Linked DNA regions of Homo sapiens: regions 1 and 3 are each linked to region 2. Evidence: chromatin loops called from intact Hi-C (ENCODE). Cell type or tissue: endothelial cell of umbilical vein. All regions are shown on one strand.

Region 1 (8,000 bases), 520 kb after region 2:
CCAGAATTTGATGAGCAAAAGCTACTGTCATTTATTTACTCATGATTCTGTGGATTAGGAATTCAGTGTCACTCATTTGGAGGGTTCTGCTCCCTGTGACGTTGGCTGAGTCTTTCCTTGGCTGCATTCAGCTGGTGGTTGAGCTGAGCCAGAAAGTCCGAGAAAGCTTCTTGTTTGGTGTCAGTGCATCTCTATTGGCCTCTTTCTCTCTCCACATAGCTTGGGCATCCTCACAGTAACATGTTCTTAAGATAGACTTAGATGGCTGCCGGCTTCTAACAGGGAGTGCTTCAAGAGAGCCTGTGGAAGCTGACGATCTCATAAGGCCGAGTCCTGGGTGTCATATAGTGTGACTTCTGCTGCATTTTATTAATCAAAAACAAAACAAAACAAAACGTCATTGGGCCAGCCCAGATTCAAGGGGAAGGAAAATAAACTTCACCTCTCAATATGAAGAGTGGCAAAGAGAAACTGTGTCAAAGTTTCTTTCTTTTCTTTTCTTTTCTTTTTTTTTTTCTTGGAGACAGAATCGTGCTGTGTCGCTCAGGCTGGAGTCCAGTGGCTGGATCATAGCTCACTGCAGCCTCAACCTCCTTGGCTCAAGTCATGGTCCCACCTCAGCCTCTCGAGTAGCTAGGACAACAGGCACCCAGCACTACTACACCTGGCTAAAACTTTCTATTTCACTAAAATATAAAATAATTTTTCAAACTGTATCCAACTGTACTGAATTTATCTATGATCTTTTTTTTAAATCTGAACATTTACAGGAGAAGAACATTAAGGACTCCTAATACGAGATCAGACAAACAGTGTTGGCCTCTTAACTAAATTGTTTCCGAGCATGGTAACATCGGGCAAGGCATTTAATATTCTAAGCCTTAACTATCTTTTTTTTTCTTTTTTCTTTTTGAGACAGAGTCTTGCTCTGTCACCCAGGCTGGAGTGCAGTGGCGCCATCTTGGCTCACTGCAAGCTCCGCCTCCCAGGTTCACGCCATTCTCCTGCCTCAGCCTCCTGAGTAGCTGGGATTACAGGCGCCTGCCACCACGCCCCGCTAATTTTCGGTATTTTTAGTAGAGATGGGTGTCACCGTGTTAGCCAGGATGGACTCGATCTCCTGACCTCGTGATCCGCCCACCTCAGCCTCCCAAAGTGCTGGGATTATAGGCGTGAGCCACTGTGCCTGGCCTCTAAGCCTTAACTTTCTAAGGCTTATCTGTAAAATGGATTTAATAATAATACCTCAGGCTGGGCACGGTGGCTCATGCCTGTAATCCTGACACTTTGGGAGGCTGAAGTGGGTGGATCACTTGAGGTTAGAATTTCGAGATCAGCCTGGTCAACATGGTGAAACCCTTTCTCGACTAAAAACATAAAAATTAGCCAGGCATGATAGCGCACACCTGTAGTCTCAGCTAGTGGGGAGGCTGAGGCAGGAGAATTGCTTGAACCCGGGAGGTGGAGGTTGCAGTGAGCCAAGATCACCCCACTACACTCCAGCCTGGGCGACAGAGTGAGACTCTGTCTCAAAATAATAAAATAATAATAATAATAACAATAATACCTCAAAGAACTGTTATGAGGATTAAATGACCTAACGCATGTAAAGTATTTAGCCCCAATGCCTGGTACGCACTAAGCACTCAAAATATGTTAGATATTATCAAGACAGACCTCAAAATTATGACCTACCTCTATAGCTTACTTTTCTGAACGTTTTGTTGTGGTGTAAGTTGTGATTTTACTGATGAGTCGGTCTGAAGACAAGCTGCTATGAAACCTCTGTGCTCTGGGATTTTATTGATTAAAGGTCATTTCTCAAAAGACCTGCACATCATCAACAGGTTGATTCTCTCATTTAGTTATTTAGTTGTTTCTATAGGCTTAGGAAGTAGTGAACATAATTAATTTATCTTCTATAGATAGTTGTCCCTGGAGCACTGCAATGGTCTAACTTCAGTGTTAAAAAGGTATTTCATTTGCGCAGGATCTCATTAAATCAAATGACACCAAATTACTCTGCTTTTTTAGTTACATATGCACAAGGCACTGAGGGACAAAAAGATATGGAAATACTTATGTCCAATGTATAATTAGTTATTGATGAGTTTTGACCTAATTTAATCAATTTAATGTGAAATTTTGTTTTCTAATCTGTCTTACATAAAGACTTAAAGTCCATTTGAAATTCAAAATCATAATCCATGTAACTCATCAACACTCTGAATGATCTTTAGAATCTCTTTATTATTCCCCATTCACTAAAATATTTCTCATTAAGGCCTCAAAAACTTGGAGGGCATTCCATCCTTCTGTTTTCTTTACTATCAAGCTCTTTTGTTTCGTATTTCTTTTGCCTTCTTGACACTTATCCATCCATATCTTAACTTTCCCTTTCAGTTTACCAGAGCAGTGGTGGCTCATGCCAATAATCCCAGTGCTTTGGGAGGTAAAGATGGGAGGATTGCTTGAGCCCAGGAGTTCAAGACCAGCCTGGGCAACACAGCAAGACCCTCAGGTCTCCAGGAAATAATAATAAAAAAAATAGCCAGGCTGGTGGCACATGCCTGTATTCCCAGTTACTCGGGAGGCTGAGGTGGGAAGATCGCTTGAGCCCAGAAGGTTGAGGTTGCAGTGAGCCATGATCACACCACTACACTCCAGCCTGGACAACAGAGTAAGACCCTGTCTCAAAAAGAAAAGAGAAGAGAAGGGAAGAGAAGAGAAGAGAAGAGAAGAGAAGAGAAGAGAAGAGAAGAGAAGAGAAGAAAAGAGAAAAGAGAAGAGAAGAAAAGGTGGTCCTTCCTGTGGACCGCTCCTCCTTGGAATACTCAGTTGTGGCTTCTGTGGCCCAGCACTCCAGCCTCTCCTCCTACTTGTGGGTGATTTCTTAGTTTCCTTTCAGGCCTTCCTGCTCTGTCTTACCAATAATGTGGGGATGGCTCAAACTCAGTCCTTGGCTCACCAGCCTCTGAACATCTTTTTGCCCTTTCCCTCTTACTGTAGTTCTCCATCTTTCTCACTTTCCCATCCACTCTCCCTCCTCCTCCACACACAGGTTCATTCATTCCTGTGCTTTAAATGTAATCTGTTATTCAGAAACTTAGTTGCCTGAATGCCAGACCTCTGTTCCCAATTGTTTACTAAACATTCCCATTGAAATGTCTCACACACATCTTGAGCTAGTCCTGTTCAAAACCCAACTCTTGATTTTTCTTCCTATTTTTCTCTATTTCAGTAAATGATACTACTACATAACTCATTTGTGAGAGTGAGAAATCTAGAAATTATTTCTCTTTCTTTTCTCCCAACGTCAGTGCAATTCATCAGCATATTCTACTGTGTTTACTTCCAAAATACATTTCTTGGCCAGGCGCGGTGGCTCACGCCTGTAATCCTACCACTTTGGGAGGCCGAGGCGGGTAGATCACCCGAGGTCAGGAGTTCAAGACCAGCCTAGCCAAGATGGTGAAACCCCCCTCTCTACTAAAAATACAAAAATTAGCCGGGTGTGGTGGCGCATGCCTGTAATCCCAGCTACTCGGGAGGCTGAGGCAGGAGAATTGCTTGAACCCAGGAGGTGGAGGTTGTAGTGAGCCGAGATCATGCCATTGCACTCCAGCCTGGGCAACAGAGCGAGACTCCATCTCCAAAAAAAAAAAAAAAAACCAAACATTTATTTTTAACTCCTTTCTCTTTATCTCCAGGGCCTATCCCTTGGTGCAAGCCACCACCATCTTTCTTTCTTTTTTTTTTTTTTTTTGAGACAGAGTCTTGCGCTGTTGCCCAGGCTGGAGTGCAGTGGCGCGATCTCGGCTCACTGCAACCTCCGCCTCCCGGGTTCATGCCATTCTCCTGCCACAGCCTCCCGAGTAGCTAGGACTACAGGCGCCCGCCACACGCCTGGCTAATTTTTTTGAATTTTTAGTAGAGTTGGGGTTTCACCATGTTAGCCAGGATGGTCTTAATCTTCTGACCTCGTGATCTGCCCGTCTCGGCCTCCCAAAGTGCTGGGATTACAGGCGTGAGCCATTGCGCCCCGCCTGCCACCACCATCTTTCACCTTAACTCATCTCTTAACTCATCTCTCCCCATCTTCTTTCTCCCTGCCTTTCCCTCCTTAACATCCCCATGAAAAAATTACAGCACTTTAGACAAATTAACATCTTTCTCATAGTAATAAGGTTTTCCTGAGGGAAGAAGGCATTGAGAGAGAAAAGTACTTCCCTAGAGTCACATAGAGAAATGGCAAATATGATGTTAGAAGCCAGGTTCCTTTTTTAGTGGCAATAAACTCTCTTATTTTCTCAGTTATCTGCTGTGTGTTTTTTTTCTCTCTCTCTTTTTGACTTACTTTCTTTTTTTGAATTAAAAAAGCATTTTATTTTGTGAAGAATTGAGGTATTTGGACCTTCTTGAGTATAGGTGATGCTAACATGCTTTAGTTTAAATTTCATTATCCGACTCCTCCAAACTCAGGGCAAAAAAAAAAAAAAAGTCACAGGGATTGGAAAAGCTACCAGAGGCTCTAAAAACCTGTCAGAAGGAAATGCCTAAACTAGAATGAACAGGCATATCCAAACATTGAGTATTTCCACATTGGAAATCTTTTTTTTTAAGTGGTTTACTAAGCCAGAGTTTAATAATTATGCTAATGAGCATACTTGTTATGAGTTTTACTGTATGTCAGCCAACCACTCTGCATAGTTTTCAAAGTCCTCCCTGTTCTGCACACATCAGCATACCTTACCTCACTCCCTTCACTTCTTGGCATAACTCCCCACCTCTGATCTCTCAGGAAGCTTGTTTTGCTCACAATTTCACCCTTACTCCACACTTAGCTAAATTCTGCATATGTTTCCAGAGCCAGCTTTTGTTCCATGTGATCTATGACACTTACTCAGCTATTATTTTTTTTGTTTTGTTTGTTTTGTTTGAGATAAGGTCTAGCTCTGCTGCCGAGACTAGAAGGCAGTGGCACAATCACAGCTCACTGCATCCTCGACCTCACTGGCTCAAGCGATCCTTGCACCTCAGCCTCCAGAGTAGCTGGAACTATAGGCATGAGCTGCCATGCCTGGCTTTTTTTTTTTTTTTTGTAATTTTTTTGTAAGGATGAGGTTTCCCTGGGTTATCCTGGCTGCCAGCTACTGTGAATTGCACAGATTGCTTTCTTTAAATGCAATTAAATTAAGAGCTGAGAGCTGGGTGCTGTGGCTCACACCTGTAATCCCAGCACTTTGGCAGGTCGAGGCAGGTGGATCACGAGGTCAGGAGATTGAGACCATTCTGGCCAGCATGGTGAAACCCCTGCTCTACTAAAAATACAAAAATTAGCTGGGCATGGTAGTGCATGCCTGTAATCCCAGCTACTCAGGAGGCTGAGGCAGGAGAATCACATGAACCAAGGAGGTAGAGGTTGCAGTGAGCCGAGATTGAGCCACTGCACTCCAGCCTGGGCGACGGAGAGAGACTCCATCTCAAATAAATAAATAAATAAATAAATAAATAAATAAGAGCTGAATGCTATCAAGAAGCAGCTTCTTCACTCCTTCTGGAATCTCTGCCTGGTTCAGCCCGCCTGCCTCCACTCCTGCCTCCACCATGTCCATCAGGGTGACCCAGAAGTCCTACAAGTTGTCCATCTCTGGCCCCCGGGCCTTCAGCAGCCGCTCCTACACGAGTGGGCCCAGTACCTGCATCAGCTCCTCAAGCTCCTCCTGAGTGGGCAGCAGCAGCTTCCAGGGTAGCCTGGGTGGAGGCTATGGTGGGGCCAGCGGCATGGGAGGCATCACTGCCGTCACAGTCAACCAGAGCCTGCTGAGCCCACTTAATCTGGAGGTGGATCCCAACATCCAGGCCTGCGCACCCAAAAGAAGGGGAAGATCAAGACCCTCAGCAACAAGTTTGCCTCCTTCATAGGCAAGGTACGGTTCCTGGAGCAGCAGAACAAGATGCTAGAGACCAAGTGGAGCCTCCTGCAGCAGCAGAAGACAGCTTGGAGCAACATGGACAACATGTTCGAGAGCTACTTCAACAACCTTAGGCGGCAGCTGGAGACTCGGGGCCAGGAGAAGCTGAAGCTGGAGGCAGAGCTTGGCAACATGCAGGGGCTGGTGAGGATGAGATCAATAAGCTTACAGAGATGGAGAATGAATCTGTCCTCATCAAGAAGGATGTGGATGAAGCTTACATGAACAAGGTAGAGCTGGAGTCTCACCTGGAAGGGCTGACTGACGAGATCAACTTCCTGAGGCAGCTGTATGAAGAGATCGGGAGCTGCAGTCCCAGATCTCGGATACGTCTGTGATGCTGTCCATGGACAACAGCCGCTCCCCGGACATGGACGGCATCATCACTGAGGTCAAGGCGCAGTACGAGGAGATCACCAACCGCAGCCGGAGTGAGGCTGAGAGCATGTACCAGATCAAATATGAGGAGCTGCAGATGCTGGCTGGGAAGCACGGGGATGACCTGCAGCATACAAAGACTGAGATCTAGGCCGGGCGCAGTGGCTCACGCCTGTAATCCCAGCACTTTGGGAGGCCGAGGCAGGCTGATCACGAGGTCAGAAGTTCAAGACCAGCCTGACCAACAGGGTGAAACCCTGTCTCTACTAAAAATACAAAAATTAGCCTGGGGTGGTGGTGCACGCCTGTAATTGCAGCTACTCAGGAGACTGAGGCAGGAGAATCCCTTGAACCTGGGAGGCGGAGCTTGCAGTGAGCCGAGATCGTGCCACTGCACTCCAGCCTGGGCGACAGAGTGAGACTCTGTCTCAAAAACAAGACAGAGATCTCCAAGATGAACCGGAACATCAGCTGGCTCCAGGCTGAGACTGAGGGTCTCAAAGGCCAGAGGGCTTCCCTGGAGACTGCCATCGCAGATGCCGAGCAGCATGGGGAGCTGGCTGTTAAGGATGCCAACGCCAAGCTGTCTGAGCTGGAGGCCGCCCTGCAGCGGGCCTAGCAGGACATGGCGCGATAGCTGCGTGTGTACCAGGAGCTGATGAACGTCAAGCTGGCCCTGGACATTGAGATCGCAACCTACAGGAAGCTGCTGGAGGGCTAGAAATGCCGGCTGGAGTCTGGGATACAGAATGTGAGTATCCATACGAAGACCACCAGCGGCTATGCAGGTGGTCTGTGCTCAGCCTATGGGGGCCTCACAAGTCCCAGCCTCAGCTACGGCCTGAACTCTAGCTCCTTCAGCCACATCAGCTCCACCAGGGCTGTGGTTGTGAAGAAGATCGAGACCCGCAATGGGAAGCTGGTGTCCAAGTCCTCTGATGTCCTGCCCGAGTGAACAGCCATGGCAGCCCCTCCCAGCCTGCCCCTCTTGCGGCTGCCCCAGAGCCCAGGAGGGAGGCCCCTGTGCAGGGTAGGACAGGGAACAGGAGACCCACCTGAGGCTCAGTCCTAGCCCTCAGCCCACGTGCGGGGAAGTTTACTGCTTGGGGACCCCCCCTTGCCCATGCCTCCAGCTACAAAACAATTCAACTGTTTTTTTTTTTTTTTTTTTTTTGGTCCAAAATAAAACCTCAGCTAGCTCTGCCAAAAAAAAAAGAGCTGAATGCTTTTTCAACTCTTAGTAAATACTAATTTCTACAATAATTATCCTTTACTGATTGATTATAATGAACAAGTAGCATTTCCAAAACACTTAATTGACAAAATGGGCCAGGCATGGTGTGGTTCACGCCTGTAATCTCAGCACTTTAGGAGGCTGAGGCAAGAGGGTTGCTTGAGTCCGGGAGTTCAAGACCAGCTTGGGCAACAAAGTGAGATCCTGGTGTTGGCAGTGTAGTGGTGAGCATAGCTGCCTTCCAAAGTGAGATCCTGTCTCTACAAAAAATGAAAAAGTTAGCTGAGCACAGCAGCATATGCCTGTAGTCCTAACTACTTGGAAGGCTGAAGTGAGAGGATTGCTTGAACCAGAAGTTGGATGCTGCAGTGAGCTAAAATTGCCCCACTGCACTCCAGCCCGGCCAACACAGC
Region 2 (8,000 bases):
ATCTCAGTCCAGTCAGACCCACCCTCTTTTCTAAATGTGTAGAGTTTTCACTTCTTATTTGTTAAGCAGTTAAAACCACAGAGCCAACACTCTCTCAGAAAGCCAAGTATGGAGACCAAGTTCTCCAGCTTGTGGGTTCCATGGTCATCTGGCTCTGTTGACAACAGACAGAGGTCCAGTGTGGATGTTGGAGATATAATCTGGGCTTCCAAGAGCAGTAGAGTCTGCAGAGGTGATTCAGAGAAGGGCAGGGTGCCAGGGTAGCTGGCTGCATGGGAACAGAAAGCTGGGGAGGCAGCCCAACTTCAGGTCATTCCCACCTCCCTGCGGTCAGCCTGGGCTACTACTTTTCTGGGAGAATTTGGAAAGGACACACCCATATCTATGAGTTGACTCTTGAGCTGTGCCAAGGAGAAGCTGTATAAGTTTGGTTGTCCTTTGTGGTCTGGCAGCTTCAGAAGCATGACAGTCCATTTTGTTCCTTATCCCACTGGGTGTTCACTTGATGAATGATGAATGGAATGCTAGCCTTGACATGAAATACTGCAGTAACCACATTGGCCAGTGCACCACATCATATGATTTTAGCTTTTAGCTCTCTGTGAAATATCTGGCATTCATTTGGATAAAAATGTCAGCCCAGACACATATCTTGTATTATCTATTGCCAAGGCCTGGAAAATGGAGTAGAGTTTTGCAAGACCTGGCAATTGAATAAATATAGCTAATAAGAGAAACAAGAGCAGGAGTGGCTGGGTTGCCTTTTGAGTCAAGATTTTAGCAAGGAGATACTCTGCTTGTATAAGCAAAGCAGGAATAGGAAACACTGACCAATTTCGGAAACAACGTTCTTCCCCTCCCCCCTCTTTCCCCCTTCCCTCTCCTTCTTTTCTTTCTTTCCTTCTTTCATTTCTTAGAGACTGGGTCTGGTTCTGTCACCCAGGCTAGAGTGTAGTGGTGTGATCATAGCTCACTGTAGCCTTGAACTCCTGGGCTCAGGCCATCCTCCTACCTCAGCCTCCCAAGTAGCATGTGCTACCACACCTGGTTAATGTTTTTGTCTTTTTATTTTTGTGGAGATGGGGTCTCATTTTGTTGCCCAGGTTTATCTTGAACTCTAGCTTCAAGTAATCTCCCCCGCCTTGGCTTCCCAAAGTGTTGAGTTTACAGGCATGAACCACTGCACCTGACCTAGAAAGCTCTTACAAAGAAATGCTGACCGGGCGCGGTGGCTCATGCCTATAATCCCAGCACTTCAGGTGGCTGAGGTGGGTGGATCATGAGGTCAAGAGATTGAGACCATCCTGGCCAACATGGTGAAACCCTGTCTCTACTAAAAATACAACAATTAGCTGGGTGTGGTGGCACACCTGTAGTCCCAGCTACTCGGGAGGCTGAGGCAGGAGAATCACTTGAACCCAGAGGCAGAGGTTGTAGTGAGCCAAGATCGCACCACTGCACTCCAGCCTGGAGACAGAGCGAGATTCCATCTCAAAAAAGAAAGAAAGAAAGAAAGAAATGCTGGCCTCTAAATAACCAAGTTAGAGTTGGTTGCCATGATTGTCTTTTAATGACATCTACGTACTATCCTTTTCTGACATCAAAACCGACCCTGGCCGGGCGCAGTGGCTCACGCCTAAAATCCCAGCACTTTGGGAGGCCGAGGCGTGTGGATCACGAGGTCAGGAGATTGAGACCTTCCTGGCTAACATGGTGAAACCCCATCTCTGCTTAAAAAAAAAAAAAAAAAAAAATTAGCCAGGTGTGGTGGCGGGTGCCTGTAGTCCCAGCTACTCGGGAGGTTGAGGCCAGGGAATGGCATGAACCTGGGAGGCAGAGCTTGCAGTGAGCGGAGAGCTCACCACTGCACTCCAGCCTGGGTGACAGAGCAAGACTCCGTCTCAAAAAACAAAACAAAGCAAAACAAAAAAACTGACCCAATGGTCCCATAGACAGTTCTTTTTGATAAACATAGAAATTGACCTTTCTAGTCTTAAAGCTTGAAACTAATATTCGTTTTATCTGAGTTCCTTTCTTATGAAAGGACTTTCATACCTCTCAAAAAAAGTATCAAAGGACTGAAATTCACGAAGTCACCAGATCCAGACAATGAGATGCCTGACCCCTCATTCGTCATGATTTCTTCTTTGCCCCTCCCTAGTTCCTGTTTTCTTACACATTGTTACATTTTTCTCCCTGCTATATAAACCCACGTTTCAGTTGATAAGGGAAATGGATTTTTTTTTTTTTTTTTGAGATGGAGTCTTGTTCTGTCACCCAGGCTGGAGTGCAGTGGTGCAATCTCAGCTCACTGCAACTTCCGCCTCCCAGGTTCAAGCTATTCTCCTGCCTCAGCCTTCCAAGTAGCTGGGACTACAGGTGTGTGCTACCATGCCCAGCTAATTTTTGTATTTTTAGTAGAGATGGGGTTTACCATGTTGGCCAGGCTGGTCTCAAGCTCCTGACCTCAGGCAATCTGCCTGCCTCAGCCTCTTAAAGTGTTGAGATTACAGGCATGAGCCACCATGCCTGGCCAGGGAAATGGATTTGAGACTGAGCCCCCATCTTCTAGGATGTAGCACCCAATTAAAGCCTTCTTCCTTGGCATGTCATCATCTCAGTGATTGGTTTTCTGTGCAGCCAGCAGCAGGACCTAGACTGAACCCTTGGTGTTTCGGTAACAACATCAGTGTGATTGATGTCCTCATGAAACCAATGGAATCAGAATTTCCTAGAAATCTTTACAAAGCTTTTGCTTCTCTCATGTTGTATTCTTCAGTCCATGGTGGTTTACATTTGCCTCTTTTATCATCTCTTTTAGTCTGAAAATTTTCTGTTTCTCGTATTAGTGCTTTCAAATAGATTGCCTATTGGATTATTTTCTCATTTATATAGCAGACTCGGATTGGATGGGGGGATATGATTAAAAGACAATTACATATATTTAATACTTTTAGAGGATTTATACAGGAACAAAAATCAGAGGAAGACCTACAAGATTTTCTAATTTAAAAATTTTTAATTATTCTAATAAGCATTTCATGCTCTTAGCTCTTTACTATGAAGAAATGGACTGGGAGCCAACAGATCTGAGTTCCTGTCCCTGCATTGACAAATAATTCATTTTCAGAGCCTGTTTCACAAGCCATGAAATAAGGGAACCATTTTATGTAGAAAGTAGCTTCAAAACAGCTGGGATGAATAAAGTACTTTATTACCTGGAGACTTCAAACACAGTTTTTTTGCTGTGGCCCATAATTTGATAGTGTCTAATTGCATCTAAAATCCAAGTTTTCGGCCAGGCGTGGTGGCTCACACCTGTAATCCCAGCAATTTGGGAGGCCAAGGTGGGCGGATCATGAGGTCAGGAGTTTGAGACCAGTCTGACCAACATGGTGAAACTCCATCTCTACTAAAAATACAAAAATTAGCTGGGCGTGGTAGTGTGTGCCTGTAATCCCAGCTACTCAGGAGGCTGAGGCAGGAAAATCGCTTGAAACTGGGAGGCAGAGGTGGCAGTGAGCTGAGATCGCACCATTGCACTCCTGCCTGGGTGACAGAGTGGGACTCCGTCTCAAAAAAAAAAAAAAAAGTTTTCTGCGATGGCATCTAAGCATCTTTCTGTTCCAGTCCTGAACTGCCTTCCACATCACTTCCCACCCATCTTCTTGGGCCCTGATCCTTTATCACATGCTGTACTCTCAGGACTCCTGACCTTTGCTTCTGCTGTTCCCCCTGCCTAGCATACCACACCCATTTCTTTAGAAATCAAAGGCCCATCTATCTCCTTCAAAACTCAGATCTAGTGTTTCCTCTTGCATGCAGCTTTTTCTAACCTCAGCAGAATGAATTTCCCCCTTCCCTTTGTGCTTTCTCATAATGGAACATTTATCATATGGGATAATTACTTGTTACATGTTTTGTTTTCTATTTAATACCTCCTAAGTTTTGACTGAAGCTTGTCCACATGCTTGGTCACAGAACTGTCCTGGGAAATTCCCTGATGAATTATTTCAAAAGCAACCAAAGTGTCCTAACTTGATGGTAGCAGGGGAAAAACAAGGATCATCTCAGTGTGGCTGAATGAAAAGCAGTATCTATCTGGATCTTCATAAATGATGGAATTGATTTGCCACACCATTTGGTAAAGGCCTGAAGCCGTGGTTAACAGGGTTATTTTGATGAAAACTTGAAACAAAAAACACTCAAAGGACAACAGCCCCGGTGGCCCTTGAGGCAAATGATTGATTCCTGGGGCTATGTTGGAAAGTTTGGCAGAGAAGAGACTGAAATATGCTGTGGGGTGAGGAGGTTGTAGGAGGGGGCCCCACTGGGAGATTCTTGGGCTTTGGAAACATGGGGGAGAGAAAATGGTCCAGAAATGTTGTCTTGGGAAATTAGGGACAGCAGAGCTAGGGATAACAGCATGTCTAGAATACGCTGATAAATTTCCACTAGATGACGCTGTTTCCTCATTTGGCGAATGAGATTTATTACCCTACCCCTACCGGCCAACCTAAGCCCCGGACCACGGACCACGGACCACAGAGGCGTGAGAGCCTGGAGGCCTGGGCTCTAGTTCCAAATCTGCCCCTCCCTGGAATGAGGCCTGGAAGGAACAGACCTCCAAGATTCCCTGAGATTCCTCATTTGTAAAACAAAGAAATCCTCAACCAGGTGCTTTCTAAAACTTCTCCAATTACTTTTTAAAATACGTTTTATTTTTCCATTTTAATGAAAACTGTGGGGATATGTATTGCCTTTTATGTAAATATATACTTGTCATACAGAAATATCAATTTTTATTTAACCAAATCTCATTTAGATAATTAGACTCTGTAAAGCATACGGGGCAAGAATCAAATGAATAACAGTATACTTGTACACATTGGTATGCCTCCTGGGCCTAAACATTTCCCATTTATGTATGCAGTGAATTGTAGAGCTGGAAAGAATCTTAGAGGTTATACAAATAGTTCAGTCTTTTACGTATCTAATATCTAAACATAAGCTTCTCCAGGGGAAAAATTCTATTATTTTTTTTTCCATGATGAATTTTTTTTAGGGTCTGTAGTTGTAGAACTATGTCCTTGTGCTTGAGGCCAGCTCTATACTGAGTTCTCTCATGCAGGTTATCATTTGACGCACGACTTCCGAAGCTCGCTTAAGTCATAACTGAATCATTGAATGACATCAAACACCTAGCTGTTGTGTTTGAGCTCCTTTTTTTTTTTTTTTTTTTTGCCTACTCTTGTGATATGGGTCTGTCCAGCAGTGCTTCTCTCTGTTTGCTTCAGATGTTTTCAGTTATATGGAAATTAAACTCCAAGGGAAGAATATGGGGTGGATCAAATTCTGTAACTGTGTCAATCCCTGCCCCCTCCCCAGAGGACACATCCAGATCCATGTCTCTGCCTCGTGTTTACCATCAGTGGAGCCCAGATTGTTTCAACACATAGAAAGACCCACTGCTTTTCCTGGCAAGTCCTGAAGGTCATTTGTTTGCTGCTTTTTACGGTAATTGCAACAACCATTTATCCCCTTGTAAACAAATAGTGTGCTTCTAACCTATGTACCACAGTTAAAACGTTATCCCAGTAGGACAAGAGAGTTGCTGACAAAGAGAACTGGCAACATAGGGGGGAGAAAGAAGCAAGGCGTAGTCTGTCTCTTACAAATGTGGGTCATATATATTTCTGTCTGAAGGAGATGATGGACTTCAATTTTGTTCTTCCAATTCCTTTCTATACCCCAGTGAGAACAGTTTTTAGTACATATTTAAGTTCTTTTGCTTTAAGAAGAAAGATAAGAATGATAATAATCTCTGAATGTACCAATCCGCTGTTAAACCCCCTCCACCACCCACCAAATAACTCCTCTCACTAGATCAGTTCAGCCCCAGGGTTCATAGTTAACAAGGCTTCATTAGGGCTGAAAAAAAAATTGCCTTTGCTTCCAAACACGGGTTGAGCTCTGATACGGCCTCAGCAGGGAACAGATTTCCCCCTTTTATCTCTTTGCTTCACTGGTGTGTAATCTTGTCTTTTGGAACGGTGGTAATCAGAACAAATTACCTAGAGTGGGGAATAAAAAGACTTCACAGTCATTGTGGGTAATTTTTTGTTTTCTTTAACAATTGGTACCTTCCTTTAGTAATTGAAAATGATCCAAGAAATCTCTATGTACTTCGTAAGACTTTCCTAAGCGTGCCAGCTAAAGCTTTTAAGGTGGTAGAGATGGTTTCAGCGAGGGCTTGGAAGCTCCAAAAAACCAGAAACTTGCCTTGTTGCCTGGGTCCCTCAACAGGGATGGCCAGAGTTTCTTGAGACAATTGCTGCTGTGGTCTGGAAAGAAGCAGAGCCATGAAAGAGGAGAAGGCTTTGTGGCATGTCTAGGCCCAAATTCCAGATGCAGAGTTTAGTGTGAACAGCGTGTCCCTCCCAATCTTGAGAAGAAGATAAAGAATGGTGCTCCTCTAGGATCTGCCCTCGGTTTTTGTTGGGGGCTCCAGTCCCACTAGACCTGGGTTATTGTCAGAAAGGCAGCCTCACAGTACCTCTGCCACTCAGTGGGGGTCTCTGCGCCTGCTGCTTCATTCATCATCCCCTGCCTCTCCCACGTGCACTGGAAAATGTTATTTGCTTCTTGAGGTTCAGAGAGATGAAGAACATGCCTGAGTTCACTAGCATGAAGCAAGTGTTAGAACCTCTGAGAGACTGAAGGGTTGGGGGTGAGGGTTTATGACATCCATGGGGATGCTTAGAGGAACATCTGCCATGTCAGGTGTCATTTCTGAAGCTTCATACTAGATGAATTTGAGATGTGTGGAAATAGGAACAGCCTATTTGTGAGGTTACCTTCCTGGGCAAAGCAATGTTATCCAAGATTCACTCAGAAAGCCGCAAGAAGCATGCTGGAGCTAGGTGTCAAGAGGAGGTTTATGGCATGTCATTAATGGAAAGTCAGGTGGAAAAGAGCTAACACTTCTCAAGGTATCATCCTTCTGTGTCAAAGTCTCTGCCTCTACAGGACTGTAAGTATGTGGGTTGATAACAGCTTCTAGTGCCTTGAACATGTTACCAGTGGTTGAATGAACAAATGAGCAGAAGTTGGAGATACCCTCATTAGGACGTAGGATGTTCTGAGCCTTAGGTTATCTAAGACTAAGGAGTTTATGAGATGGACTATATCTGCAAAGTCCTGGAGGACTTTAAGAGGTGATAAAGGCTCAGTTGTGTGTAGTAGTAGGGATTTACATAAGAAAAATTTTGGATGGCAACTTAAACTAGGTCAGCATTTTTTAAGGGGGGGTAAGGACATGTGTATGTTAAGAAAAGTGGATGTAGTCTCAAATCTGGGTATGTCTAAGTGGGAATTAGTGCAAGTCGTCTCTGCAGGCATACTTAACCAAAATGAGAAATTAGGGAGCTAGGAGAGTTTAGGGTCTGAGGTGTAATCTTCAGCTGAGACACTGGGTGCCTGCCAGCAAGCTCAGTCATTAAGGGACTGAATTCAGGGTAGAAAGTCCAGCCATGGGTGCTGTGGACTCCAAGTTCAGAGCAGAGTAACCACTTTTATTGTGGTTACTAGACCAAGTTCAACATAAGTTCCAATGTCTCCTCTTTTCCCTTGGAACAATGCAGAAAGTCTATTTCCTTCTTGAGTTACTCTAAGGCTTGGTGTTTCTTATATTCATTTCTAGCTTCCTTTAGTCAAGCCAAATTGTTAATATGCTTGACCAAAAATGATGGAAAAATCAAGATAATAGTCAGAGTTGAGTAATTTCTAACATGAGTCAAAATATAAAAATTATTAGACTGCCCATGAACATAAAAACAGTAACATTACCAACATCAGTTCAAACACAGCATCACAAAATAGAAGTATATTTGTAAATTTTAGCAGCTGCGACTGAACTACATTTTCCATGTATTGATAAAGCAGCCTGGGCAAAAAAAGAAATTATGAGTCACAGGGATGTCTGTATCAGACTCAGAGTA
Region 3 (8,000 bases), 59 kb before region 2:
GTTCTGGCTGATAAGATGCAAAAGAAAGTATGGCTAGTGACACTTCTGGGAAAGTTCTTACTTTTCTGATACAAAGGGGACAGACCCAGCTGGCATGGAATTTGTCCCTTTGCCCTTTCCCTTGGTTCTTGGCCGAAATGTGCGTGTGATGTCTGTAGGTGAGATAGGCATCTTGAGACCAAGGGACAAAAAGCGTGAAGATGAAAGTAAGCTTGCTAAGGATAATGAATCTGAAAGATGAAAGGAAATGTGGTCCCTAATGGTGTCACTGGCAACATGAGCCCAGGGCTGCCTACTCTCAGATTTATTGTTATGTGAGAAAAATTAAACTCGTGTGTTTAGGTTTTTGTGCTCAAATTTTTCTGTTACTTGCTGCCAAAAGCATCCCTAACTGATATAGTATGCCTGTCAGATTTTCAAATGTTTGGAAACTGAGAAGAAGTGTAAACATATGTGCTGACAGAATGTAAATTTAAAAAGTATATCCTTTGATTTATTTATCCACCAAATATTAAATACTTTCCAGGTACAAGATCTAGTGCTAGGTCTGGGCTGAAATGCTGTCAAAAAAATAAAACACTAAAGGGAGTAACAAAAACATGCCACATTTAGGTTCAGCACAGTTAAGTGCACAAGTGTAGGACTGAAGTAACCTTGTTTACTTGAGTATCTAATAAAAAGATCCTCCCCCTTGTCCTGCACAGACACAGACTGAGCACACTTACAGGCTCTGCTCTGTGAACCAAAGCAGGGAGATGTTATCATCCTCTTCAATACTCTGATTTTTAGGACACTTTTAAGGCAATGTGCTCAGTAATGCTGGCCCCTGTATGTAGAAGGACATTGACAAAATGGACAATCTGGAATGGCTGTGGTGATCTAACCTTTGGAGGAAAAACGGGTGTTGAGATATGTGTAATCATATGTGATATGTGTAATCATATCTGATACCTACCTCTGGGGGTTTGCAAGTCTTTGGATAGTCCACTTAGCACAGGAGTGACCTCACATTATTGAACCCAACGCTGAAGTTGGAAGGCTATTTAAAAAGTTGTTGCACAAATTCTTACTGTCCTGAGAGGAAGATGATTTCTAAGTCTCCCTCCTGCCCAAACCTTTATAATGAAAGAAAATTAAATAATTAGTCAATCAATTAATTCATTATTTATGCATTATTTGCAATGTGAAACAATGTCTAACCAATTCTTTTCCCAATTCTTTTCTCAATTCTTATTCTTCTAGATGTCTCGGGGGTCTTTAAAACACTGTCAATGCTTCTCTTAGGCTTTGGGTCAGAATCCTTCTCTTTAGCTTTTTTTTTTTTTCTTCCTTTTCATTTTCTTTCCATGTGACCATTCCCTTGGTTAATATAGAGAATTATTATTTTTTGTATTTTTTATTGACATATCACAATTGTATATATTTTGGGGGTATATGTAATATTTTGATACATGCATACAATGTGTAATGATCAAATCAGGATAATTGAAATATCAATCACCTCAAACATTTATCATTTCTTTGTGTTGAGAACATCCAAAATCTTCTCCTCTATTTTGAAATATACAATAAATTATTGTTAACTATAGTCGTCCTACTGTGCTATTGAACACTAGAACTTATTCCTTCTATCTAATTGTATGTTTATATGCATTAACCCCCCTCTCTCCATCTCCCCTCCTCTACACTCTTTCCAGCCTCTGGTAACCATCATTCTGTTCTCTACCTCCATGAAATCAACTTTGTAAGCTCCCATATATGAGTGAAAACGTGATATTTGTTTTTCTGTGCCTGGCTTATTTCGCTTAACATAATGACCTGCAGTTCCATCTGTGATGCTGTAAATGACAGGATTTCATTCTTCTTTATGGCTGAATAATATTCCATTATGTACATGTACCACATTTTCTTTATCCATGCATTCATTGATGGGCATTTTAGTTGATTCCATATCTTGGCTATTGTGAATAGTGCTGCAATAAACATGGGAATGCAGAAATTTCTTTGATTACTGATTTCCTTTCTTTTGAGTATATACGCAGCAGTGGGATTGCTGGCTAATATGGTAGTTCTGTTTTTAGTTCTTTGAGGAACCTCCATACTGTTTCCCATAATGGCTGTACTACTTTACATCCCTACCAACAGTGTCAGAGCGTTCCCCTTTCTCAACCTCACTGGCATTTGTTAATTTTTGTCTTTTTGACAACAGTCATTCCAACTGGGGTAAGATGTTCTCTTGTTGTGGTTTTTGATTTGCAGTTACCTGATGATTAGTAGTTTGAGCATTTTCTCATACACCTGTTGGCCGTTTACATGCCTTCTTTTAAGAAACGTCTATTCAGATCTTTTGCTTATTTTTTTAATTGGATCATTTTGGGGGTTTTTTCTTGTTTTGTTTGCTTGTTTGTTTTTTGCTATTGACTTGTTTGAGTTTCTTGTATTTTCTGGTTATTTATCCTTGTTGAATGGACAGCTTGCAAATATTTTCTCCCATTCTGTAGGTTGTCTCTTCACTTTTTAAAATGGTTTCCTTTGCTGTGCAGAAGCTTTTTAGCTTGAGGTAATCCCATCTGCCTATTTTTACTTTGTTGCCTGAGCTTTTGAGGTCTTAATCAAAAACCCTTTGCCCAGATCAATGTCCTGAAGCATTTCCCCAAAGTTTTCCTCTAGCAGTTTCATAGTTTTTTAGCTCTTACATTCATGTCTTTAGAATTATTTTAAATTGGCCAGGCGCGGTGGCTCACACCGGTAATCCCAGCACTTTGGGAGGCTGAGGTGGGCAGATCACGAGGTCAGGAGATCAAGACCATCCTGGCTAACACAGTGAAACCCCATCTCTACAAAAAATACAAAAAATTAGCCGGGCAGGGTGGCGGGCACCTGTAGTCCCAGCTACTCAGGAGGCTGAGGGAAGAGAATGGCGTGAACCCAGGAGGCAGAGGTTGCAGTGAGCCTAGATCCCGCCACTGCCCTCCAGCCTGGGCGACAGAGCAAGACTCTTTCTCACAAAAAAAAAAAAAAATTATATTAAGTTAGAGTATATTGTTTGATACAAAAAAGTATCAAAGAGCCAGATTTCTCTGCTGCTTTTACATACACATTTGTGACCTTGAAAATCCTCTTTCTACCACTCTGCCTTTTACACATTCAGGGCATCTTTTCACATCTTAGAATCATTCCTTCCTGCATGTGATTGCCAGGTGAGTCTTCTTAAGACACAGTTCTTATCACTTTATTTTCCTTCCCAGAAATCTTCAATGCTTTTCAATTGCTTACAATAATAAGCTCAAACTTCCTTATCCTTGCATTTACAGAATCATCATGTCTCAGCTTCCTTTTCCTGCCTTATCTCAAACTATTCTCCTAAAAATTCCTACTCAGGTTAAATTGATTTTCCTGGTGTTTCTCAAGCACATTTCATTTTTTTCTTATCAAAAACGTTTAACATGTTCTTGGTCTCCATTTTTTGGTGCTTACTTCAGTTTTTCTTATTATCCATGAATTTCATCAAAATTCTTGTTATTTTTTCACATGTGGCTCAAGAAACCCTTAAATTCTTTCTGCCCCCAGCCAGAAATACTGGCTCTCAGAGTAGCCATTGGTCTATACCACTCTTGAACATACTTTATTTGTTTAATAGCGTGATTATTAACTTTTATAATTACTATTTATCTTTGTATACTTTAATGCCAAGTCTCCAAAACAAGAGATCAGGAACATATCTTACATTTCTCCATACATCTTTCAGTACACAAAATGTCCCGTGTTTAACAGAACTCAGTAAATACATGTGGCTAAATTCTAGAGCTGGAAGGAGACTTGGAGGTCTGGGAAGCTGATGAGTTGGGTGGCTGTTTAATGAAGCCTGAACTAAGGGAGACTTCAGCCCTGTGATCCTAGCTGTGTCCTCTAAATAACAGATTTTGACTAACTGGCTTTTACTAGCACATATCATTGAGTCTGATTTATAAAGAAAGATGTATAGCATGGGTGAATAGTTTGAAGCAAAAATAAATCTAAAACATGGCTAAAATTAACCTGCGGAGAAATCTTTCCGCAGTTTGGTGGTCTTGAAAACTCAGCTTTTGATTAAGATTAATGTTCCTGATTTCATATTCAGTAGAAACCCAGGCTGACGATTCGTCATTTCACTTATCACATGCAACACCACTGCATCCCAGCAGGTGACGCTGCTTCTCTGCAGAATATTTTTCCTGGCGCTTAACAGCCTTTCCAATTCTCACAAGCTCTGCTCCTGCAAAGGCCTGACCCAGAAAAGCAATTTTAATCTTTTACGTCAGTAGAAATAGGAATCGCTTATATTTAGTACATATTCCTTGCTAGACACGCGTTTCAAAGAGCCAGTTTTGGTTTGTTTTCCTTTGAATATTTCAGACCTTGGAAGACTTGGGTCTTCCCTGAGCCCTTCCCACATCAAGGAGGTCTTTCAGGTACTATCATCAACTGAGACTGAGAGGGCTTGAGTAGGTTTCGAATCCCACCCCTTCTTTCCACATGCGAGCATCTTGAAGCCCAGATCCCCTGTCAATGTCATTCATAAAGTCAAAGGCAGAGCCAGGGGTCAAACTCCTCTCAGTCATCATCACTGTCCCACCCTGTCTTGGCCCTTACCCCGCTCAACAGAACGGGGCATGCTGCACCCTAAACTGTAATGTGACAAAAGCCAACACTGGTCTCAGTCCAAGAAGCCACTCTCCGAAAACAAGAGAGCTTTGGTAACATCATTGTGTGTGTGTGTGTGTGTGTGTGTGTGTGTGTGTGTGTGTGTTAGTGTTAGGGATTCTCTTTGTCTCATTCCTCTCTGTAGCATCTGGTCTGTGATATTCTCTTTGTCTCATTCCTCTCTATAGCATCTGGCCTGTGATAAGCCCTCAACAAGGAAGGAAAGGAAGAAGGGGGAGTGTGTTATGGGCTGAATTGTGCCCCCCACAAATTCATAGGTTGAAGTCAGCCCCTGTATCTCAGAATGTGACCTTTAAAGAGGTGATTAAGTTAAAATGGGGCTTTTAAGGTGGGTCCTCATCCAATCTGACTGGTGTCCTAATGAGAGAGGAGATCAGGACATGAGGAGAGACACAGGTTTTCACAGAGGCAAGACCCTGTGCAGTCAGCAAGAGGGCTGCCATGTGCAAGCCAAGGAAAGAGGCCTCAGAGGAAGCCAACCCTGCTGGCACCTTGATTGTGGACTTCCAGCCTCTAGAACTGTGAGAAAATACATTTGTGTTGTTTTAGCCACTCAGTCTGTGGTATTTTATTTTATTTTATTTTCCTTTATTTTATTTTATTTCATTTCCTGAGACGGATTCTCACTCTGTTGCCCAGGCTGGAGTGCAGTTGTGTGATCTCAGCTCATGGCAGCCTCTGCCTCCTGGGTTCAAGCAATTCTTCTGCCTCAGCCTCCCAAGTAGCTGGGATCACAGGCATGCACCACCATGCCCGGCTAATTTTTGTATTTTTAGTACAGACGAGGTTTCACCATGTTGGCCAGGATGGTCTCAAATTCCTGACCTCAAGTGATTCGTCTGTCTTGGCCTCCCAAAGTGCTGGGATTACAGGCGTGAGCCACCGTGCCTGGCCTGTGGTATTTTTTTATGGCAGCCCAAGAGAACTAATATAGGAGAGAGGGAAGAAAGGAAAGAAGAGAGGAGAGGAGGGGAGGAAGGGAGGAGAAAAGAGGGGAGGAAGGAAGGAAGGAAGGAAAAAGAAGGGAGGAAAATAAGGAAGAAAGAATAGGAGAACAAAAGCAAAAGAGGGAGGGAGGAGCTTGGTGACTTGTAGCAACTCCTAATAACCAGTGACATCTGGTAGATCTGGAGATGATTCAACTCGGTTTAGAGCACTCTTATAAATAAGATATAAAACACTTTCTGACCAACTGAATTATTTCGTTAGCTCTTATTTCCTCCTATTTCCACTCAGACAATAAGTTAAAAAATGAATTCAGTGGCTTGTGTATCTGGGTGTGAATAAATCTTCACCTGCCACTTGGATGAGATCTGGCAGCAGCGGGCAGACATCATGGCAGCTCCCTGCATTTCCTCTGCTGACATCGTGGAAACTGCCCATTTAGGAGGGCAGATGGAACGTGGAAGTTTTTGGGAACAAGTCTATATTCACAGTCAGAAAAATTCCAGGAAATCCAAACACATGGTTTTATTAGATTCATGTCTAGAATGAGAATTATTACTCTAAGTAGAAGCAGAGCCTAAGAGGCTGTGGCCCCAGACAGGAAGTATAGCCTCTCCTATTTCTGACTCAAACATGAATTATTGGCTTTTCTTTCTTATGATACATCTAATTTTACAGGCAAAGCCTAAATGACCTGAGTTTTAGTTCTGTAATTTTCCTTCAGACCCGGTTCCTCCATGGGGCAATGTCTTATGCTGTGGATCTCACTTGACCTCCTTAACCGCCCCCCAACTCACCTGTCCTATGTCCCATTCCCTCTGGATCTCGAGAGTTGGTGAAATACATTGATCTGAACTGATGTGATAATTCATGTCTTAGAGAACCTATTTGATTATTACCACAGATCTCCCGGAAATATAACACTTTAGCTCGGGAGTTAAATCCATTCCACCAGTGGAGATTTCTAAGGGAGGTCCCTTTGTATCACTTCTGGATTCCATTTGGTTTCCTGCCAGTCATACCACCTGGGCACCCATATGGTTTCGCAAATGAAGGAAGAGATTGCATAAGAAAAATCGTTCATTTAGTAAGCACAATTGAGACCCTACTAGGTGCCAGGCACTGTGTTGTCAGGAGCTGAGGCACAAAGACCAAGCAAAAATAGGTCTGCTCCTTGAGGGAAGAGACAGACTTTTTACTGCAGAGTGTTGAGTGGTGGGATTGGGCGGCTGTCTTAGGGGGAGAAAAGGATGGATATCAGGGTTTTTAAAGAGGTAGATTGCAACAAATGGTAGCTGCCCAATGCCAATGGAGAGGGAGAGGACAGAATCAAAGATGACTTCCAGTTTTATTTTGGAAACCAGGTGGATAGAATAATGTAGCTATATAGGGAAAATCATAGTTACACAAAAGCAAGTGTGTGTGCGTGTGTATGCACGTCTATGCTTGTGTGAGAAAATGTGAATATGTTGGAGAATGGGATGGTATATTTTCAGTTTAGAAGACTAATAGCTTTTTTTTTTTTTTTTGAGATGCAGTCTTGCTCAGTCACCCAGGCTGGAGTTCAGTGGTGCAATCTTGGCTCACTGCAAGCTCCACCTCCCAGGTTCACGCCATTCTCCTGCCTCAGCCTCCAGAGTAGCTGGGACCACAGGTGCCTGCCACCATGCCTGGCTAATTTTTTTTTTTTTTTTTGTATTTTTAGTAGAGACAGGGTTTCACCGTGATAGCCAGGATGGTCTCGATCTCCTGACCTTGTGATCCGCCTGCCTCGGCCTCCCAAAGTGCTGGGATTACAGGCGTCAGCCACCACACCCGGCCAGAAGACTAATAAGTTTAAGCCTAAAAAAATGTAAGCCTCAGGAGACCTCATTGGTACCAACCAGAAATACAGTACGTATCACCCTCTTTAACGTAGCCTTACAATTTTAATCATTAAGAGACTAGGCTTGTTTTTTTTGTCCACTCTGTATGAGGTCAAATATGCACAGTTCTTTCATTTCAAGCTCTTATAACTAAGAAAAACTGTACAGATAAGGACTGTAAGAACAACTGTGCACACACGTAATTTGAATTTCATGCAATTTTCAGGTCATAAAACTTTTTTTTTTAAGCATTAAATAATGGAATATTCATTCTTGGGTCATGGGTTGTACAGAAACAGTCAGTGGGCCAGATCTGGCATAGGGGCTATAGTTTGCTCACCTCTGCTATAAGACCATGGTTAGAAGTAATGTGTTTTCTAACAGCAATAGAAATTTGTTAAAGGGGTTTAAGGAGGTCTTGGGGGAGATTTGTGACATAATTTTATTCATTTGTAAAATGAATGAAATTTAAGAATATTTATGAAA

The links. Hi-C counts contacts between places; a loop is a spot of excess contacts. Peaks named below come from ENCODE experiments on the same cell type or tissue, not always from the same donor. Only the 100,000 strongest peaks of a DNase experiment are listed, where the experiment ranks them.
Region 1: a loop joins it to region 2, with 8 times the contacts of the local background. A loop is called at or near these places in 4 of 110 quality-filtered maps.
Region 3: a loop joins it to region 2, with 2.3 times the contacts of the local background. A loop is called at or near these places in 37 of 110 quality-filtered maps.

The regions. Positions count from the first base shown.
Region 1 is chr6:134,296,304-134,304,303 of GRCh38, reverse strand. All of the region lies in intron 1 of SGK1 (serum/glucocorticoid regulated kinase 1), which reads left to right. It also overlaps the pseudogene KRT8P42. Among named protein-coding and RNA genes, the nearest start is that of SGK1, 18 kb to the left of the region's middle. RefSeq lists an enhancer at 7,158-7,659. In endothelial cell of umbilical vein, no CTCF peak of the experiment used is centred here; a DNase peak (open chromatin) is centred at 4,863; H3K27ac peaks cover 2,104 bases.
Region 2 is chr6:134,819,578-134,827,577 of GRCh38, reverse strand. The region is part of intron 2 of LOC101928277 (a long non-coding RNA gene); the gene reads left to right. Among named protein-coding and RNA genes, the nearest start is that of ALDH8A1, 130 kb to the left of the region's middle. In endothelial cell of umbilical vein, a CTCF peak has its summit at 4,453 (motif pointing right); a DNase peak (open chromatin) is centred at 4,467.
Region 3 is chr6:134,878,824-134,886,823 of GRCh38, reverse strand. LOC101928277 (a long non-coding RNA gene) reads left to right here and starts at 7,460. Exons shown (of 5, transcript XR_001744364.2): 1 at 7,460-7,542. In endothelial cell of umbilical vein, a CTCF peak has its summit at 4,173 (motif pointing right); a DNase peak (open chromatin) is centred at 4,193; H3K27ac peaks cover 276 bases.